Regions from separate parts of the Homo sapiens genome. Here region 2 is linked to region 1. A link is an interaction called in ENCODE POLR2A ChIA-PET data of the cell type or tissue named here. Cell type or tissue: MCF 10A. All regions are shown on one strand. Links, peaks and the distances in the headings refer to the core of each region. The heading gives the core; the rest is flanking DNA.

What was found. ChIA-PET counts read pairs that join two places held together with the same protein. Peaks named below come from ENCODE experiments on the same cell type or tissue, not always from the same donor. Only the 100,000 strongest peaks of a DNase experiment are listed, where the experiment ranks them.
Region 2: POLR2A ChIA-PET joins it to region 1 with 6 read pairs; 3 of 35 experiments call an interaction of 5 or more read pairs at or near these places.

What each region holds. Positions count from the first base shown.
Region 1 is chr9:110,179,760-110,182,678 of GRCh38, forward strand. No RefSeq gene overlaps it. Among named protein-coding and RNA genes, the nearest start is that of C9orf152, 27 kb to the right of the region's middle. In MCF 10A, for the core only: no CTCF peak of the experiment used is centred there; a DNase peak (open chromatin) is centred at 1,272.
Region 2 is chr9:110,425,778-110,428,696 of GRCh38, forward strand. SVEP1 (sushi, von Willebrand factor type A, EGF and pentraxin domain containing 1) reads right to left here. Exons shown (of 48, transcript NM_153366.4): 36 at 1,814-1,981. Among named protein-coding and RNA genes, the nearest start is that of TXNDC8, 89 kb to the left of the region's middle. In MCF 10A, for the core only: CTCF peaks have their summits at 463 (motif pointing left) and 1,910; no DNase peak of the experiment used is centred there.

The DNA of each region.
Region 1 (2,919 bases), core at 253-2,752:
TGGGTTGTGGTCTAAATGGCAGTGCTTTTTCTTAATGGTTATATTTAGAAATTCAAATTCCAATTGATGGCGTATGAGATTTGATGAAATGTGGTAATAGGGCAGCTACAACCTATTACAACTATATGCTAAGTCATGTTATTCCTCCCTTTTCACTTTTAAGAAACTGAAGCACAAATAGTTGAAGTGATGACTCGCATAAAGTCATCCGTATCTAGGCAGTCTTACCAAAGTCAGAGTTCTTAACCACAGAACTGAAAAGAATTATCAGTGAGGCAAAGACATTTTAACTTTGTGTTGAAGCTCGAACAAGAGACTATAGTCACCTCTCCTCTGTATTGTGTTGAGAACAACACAATTTCTCTTTATACTGAGAATGTGGTTTGGGGAAGAGCTTGAGCTTATTACACCTGGAGCCTATCATCTCTCTAAAGGTAGTAAGGGGCCAGGTGCCATGGGTCACACCTGTAATCCAAACACTTTGGGAGGCCGAAGTGGGTGGATCACTTGAGGACAGGAGTTCAAGACCAGCCTAGCTGGGTATAGTAGTGGGGGCCTATAATCCCAGCTACTCAGGAGGCTGAGGCAGGAGAATCACTTGAAACAAGGAGGTGGAGTTTGCTGTGAGCTGAGATCATGCCATTGCACTCCAGCCTGGGTGACAGAATGAGACTGTCTCAAAAAAAAAAAAAAAAAGTAAGGGAGCTAGGATGCATAAGAAAACCCCTAGTGACAATTCTAAGTGTCTTTGTAGCATCTGCAATTGCTTAACACATTCTTCCTGCCCACTGCAGAGAAAAAACCATCTTGCTGAGACCATGGTATTGCAGTAAAGAGTGTAATTAATGCAAGGCTGGCCATGCAGCAGACAGAGTTATTACTCAAATCAGTCTCCCCAAAGGCTTGGGTTTTTCAAGGATAGTTTGGTGGGCAGGGGGCTAGGAAATGGGGAATGTTGACTGGTTGGGGATGAAATCATAGGGATGTGGAAAATGGTCCTTGTGCACTGAGTTCACCTCTGGCCAGGGGCCACAGTAACTGTTGAGTCACAAGTCACATGGATCCAGACAGAGTCAGTTGGTTGCCAGAAATGCAAAACTCTGAAAAACATCTCAAAGACCAATCTTAGGTTCTACAATAGTGATGTTACTTATGGGAGTGATCGGAGAAGTTACAGATCCTGTAGCCTCCAGAACAATGGCTGGTGTAAGTTAATGAATGTGCTTTGGTCAAGGATAGGCCAAGGTAGGATGTTTATATCCTGTATGACTCAGCGAGTTTGTAGTGCAGGTGTGTAACTCTGCTTGTTATAATGTAAACACAGCTATGTAGCCATAATATGGGAAGGCCATCACTTGGCTCTATGCCACTATTGTCTGTAAAAGGTATAACTGCCCTGCTGACACTGTACAGATGCTCACACCCTAAGAAAGAGAAAGAGTCAAAGCTGACTTTGCAGATAGACAGAGGGGAGCCAGGACACCGCTCAGCTTGCTCGTGCCCAGAGAGAGAAAGAGTTAAGCTGCTGACCCTGAAGGGCGAGCTGGCCATGCAGCCGTGCATGGGAGCTGCCAGAGCAAGCAGCCAAGACAGAGCAGACAGTGTAAGAGAGCTGCTGATGAGACAGTGTAAGAGAGCTGCTGTATTTCACCTACCTACGGCCCCCCAAATGTTCTTTCAGCTATCTGCCATTTATCCACCCACTCCCTTCGGACCTCAGCATGGGCTGGAACCGGACCCTGGACCTAGCCGCTGGTTACCATTTAACTACACCTATATCTTAGCAGAATTCAGGCCCCTCTTGTAATCCTAATCTTGTGGCCTTTCATTAGTTTTACAAAGGTGGTTTAGTTTAGGGAAGGGCTATTATCATCCTTGTTTTAAACTATAAAATAAATTCTTCCCATGGTTAGGTTGGCCTACACCCAGGAATGAGTGATAACAGCTAGCCTGTGAGGTTAGGGGCAAGATGGAGCCAGCCATGCTAGATTTCTCTCACTGTCATAATCTTTGCAAAGGTGTTTTCAAATCTCTATATCTTTTGACCCAAAACTGGTTAGGAACAACACAGAGCAGGTGTGTATGTGACCAGCTGGGTTCATTCTAATTTTTTTTTTTTTTTGCAAAGCTTTTTAGTAAAGGGTCAGATAGTGAATATTTTAGCCTTTGTGGGTCATAGAGCCACCCAGTTCTGCCACTGTCACCTGTAAGTGGCCATAAACAACATGGAAATGAACTAGTGTGGCTGCGTTCCAGTAAAACTGTATTTATGAACATAAAAATTTTCATTTTATATAATTTTCACATGTCACAAAATATTTTTCTTTGATCTCTGTCAACCATTAAAAAATGTAAAATCGGGCTGGGTGCGGTGGCTCACACCTGTAATCCCAGCACTTTGGGAGGCCGAGGCAGGCAGATCACCTGAGGTCAGGAATTCGAGACCAGCCTCACAACAAGGTGAAACCCCATTTATACTGAAAATACAAAAATTAGCCAGGCGTGTTGGAGGGCACCTGTAATCCCAGCTACTCAGGAGACTGAGGCAGGAGAATTGCTTGAACCTGGGAGGTGGAGGTTGCAGTGAGCCGAGATCAAACCACTGCACTCCAGCCTGGGCAACAGAATGAGACTCTGTCTCAGAAAAAAAAAAACAAAAACAAAACAACAACTACAACAAAAAGTAAAATCCCTTCAGGATGTACAAAAGCAAGTGGCAGGCCAGATTTGGATCCCAGACTTTAATTTGTCTGCCCCTGCTAGAGGGTTGATGTCTTTTCTCACAAGGGTTCAACCTTTGGGATCAGGCAGGGAACACAAATTAGGGGCCTGATGCGTTTTCTGTGGAATTGTTGACAGTTTGCTTATTTTAGATCAGATTTCTGACTTACAAAGTTGCCGTGAGAATTAAGCCATATG
Region 2 (2,919 bases), core at 210-2,709, 250 kb after region 1:
AAATCTGTACATGTAGCATCATCTTTAATATTCAAATATACATGCAAAGACAAAATTCTAGGAAGAAATGAAGTAAAATATTACCAATATTTGTCTTTGGGTAATAAAATCATGGATGACTTTTAAATATAGATTTTGTGTTTTCTAGTTGTATATGGTGATCATGCATTACTTTTTAAATCAGAAAAAGCCCCAGCAATAGTCAATATCTAGATATTGTTTGGAACATGTATATTTGCTAAGATTTCACAAACATTTAAATGACTAATTTTAAATAGTCCTATCAGTTCATTAGGGGTAGTTTCTTATGTGAGTGAGTCCACAGGGGATAGATGGGACAATCAAAAGCCATTCCTGCATTGACATTTTAATATTAAAGATTCCTTGTTCACTTAAGAAGATGTTAAGATTTGGGCTTCAGTTATTTATGCAAGTCTTTAACTCTTATTATCTTTTCGCAAGAAAATATTGTTGCCACCTGCTGGCAGTCATGTATTAGTGGAATGGTTTTCTACTCCTGTGAAGTAAAATCCAACTTCCATGAAAATACAGAAACTGCACCAATCATCATAATAATGGCTAAGTTTGTTGGGTTCATTGATTTTTTTTTTCTGGTTAGGCCATGTATTATATCATTTTATTTCTCACAATATCCATAAGTATGAACTCATTTTATGCAGGAGGACCATCAAGGCAGAGCGGTCACACTATTTCCCTAAGGCCCCACAGTTAGTGAACAACAGAGTTGAGATACAAATCCAGAAAATGGCAACTTTTCTGCTGTGTCAGCTTGTGAAGAACAACTGTAGTAAATCTGGAGTGTGAAAGCCCTATTGATGAAAATATTTATTGAGGATGCATAGAGAAAAAACAATGATTGCAATGAAATGAAACTCAGATGACCTGAGATTTAGCCACCCCTCCATACTTTATTGGTTGCATTGAGACCCTAAACTGATCATCCCAAAGGGAGTCTTTCCCTTCACTGTCCCTCACAGGGCTTTTGCTAAGATCAAATGAGACAATGAGTCTGAAAGCCCTTCGTAATTTGTTACCTGGTTTCCAGAGGTGATCTCTGAATTAAATAAGATCCTTAGAAATGTAAAAACCTGAACTTTATTATCTTTTTTCCTCCCTGTAGATATGTCATCTTTATGTTATGACTTAAGTCTTGCCTTTGGTTTTGCAGAATATAAATACACGAACGCTCACTTAAAGGTACTTTTTGCATCTTAGTAGTACAATATAAGGCTGGGTGCAGTGGCTCATGTCTGTAATCTCAGGCTGAGGCAAGTGGATCACCTGAGGTCAGGAGTTCAAGACTAGCCTGGGCAACATGGTGAAACCCTGTCTCTACTAAAAATACAAAAAGTAGCCGGGTGTGGTGGCAGGCGCCTGTAGTCCCAGCTACTTGGGAGGCTGAGGCATGAGAATTGCTTGCACCTGGGAGGTGGAGATTGCAGTAAGCCAAGTTCATACCAATGCACTCCAGCCTGGGCAAGGTGATAGAGCAAGACTCTGTCTCAAAAAAAAAAAAAAAAAAAAAAAGTATAATATGAAGATATTTTTTCACTGCATTGCCCAATGTCCATTATTGAGGGTCTAATTTGATATACTACTCAAATTCCAGGAAAATATTATTTCCACAGGAGAATATACTCCGTCTCTGCAGGTAGGAAATAAAAGCATAAGGCTCTCTTTGTCTTTGGCTGCCAGGAAATTAAATTTCGTGTCCAATGGAGCCCATCTCTGCAGTCAGGAGCATCCACTTCCTTGGCTCTCAATGATCCTTTCCTTCACAGGCCCTACTCACCCTTCTTTGCAAGTGTAAGTGACGGTGTTCCTGAAAGTGAAGTTATTCCCCGTAATGACAGCATCTTTGATGGCAGGTGGTTCTCCACAGAAGACGAGGTGACAGGCAGGTGGCGCTCTGTCCCAGATGCCAGAAGCCGTGCATTCAATAATGGAAGGGCCCTGTAAGCTGCGGGAAAGAATGATGTTACTCTTTCATTGGCTATGGATTTGCTGCTATGGAGATAAAACAGGAAGAACTCTGGAGAAAATAAGGGACATTTGAGGAATTTGAGTACACAAAAATAGCATTTCTTCATATTAGATTGCTTTATATGAAAGCAAGAGAAATCTAAACAAGCTATACACCATTTGAAACAATGAATGGGTGAAAACAATATAACAACAGTAATCACTTGGTGCATAGTAAAATATTGAATCTGCTTATGGGCAGTGGTGTAAGGCACTCCAGACCTGTGAAGAGCAGATTACTTGGATGAGAAGGGGTTCATTAGACTGGTTAGAATCCAGCAGGAAGAAAGACACTCACCTAAGTAGCCAGGAAATCAGGGCAACTAAGGTCAAAGGGAACTGTCCAGGCCATGAGCCTGGGCATTTGAACCATGCTGCCCCTGACTCTGACCTCTGGTCTTCCTTTGACTTAAACCTCACATCCCTATGCCATGGCTTATCTGCCTTTCTTCTCAACTTGATTCTGATAGCATGCTTTAATTCACTCCACTTTCTCTTCACTCGATCTGTTCCACTTCAGATCCTGTTGATCATGTTTCTGATCACAGTCTGACTTTCTCCACTGTCCCCTCTGTTTAAACACACACACACACACACACACACACACACCATTAATCTCCTACAGTGTTAAGAACCTAGCCCCTTATCTTGACATGCTTTTTCATAACATTCCATGCAATGTTGAGTACGTTTGGTAAGCTGTTTATAAAGAAATCCATCACAAAAGCATTTATCGGGTATTCTGTTTATGCTTCATAAACTATTTTTGCTTTCATGTTTAAAGTCTGAATGCTTACAGCAATTGAACTAGGACTCTCAGAGTCATAGTTAGATAGAATATTTTCTTGGGCATTTACCATTAGCTAGGTAGGCCTC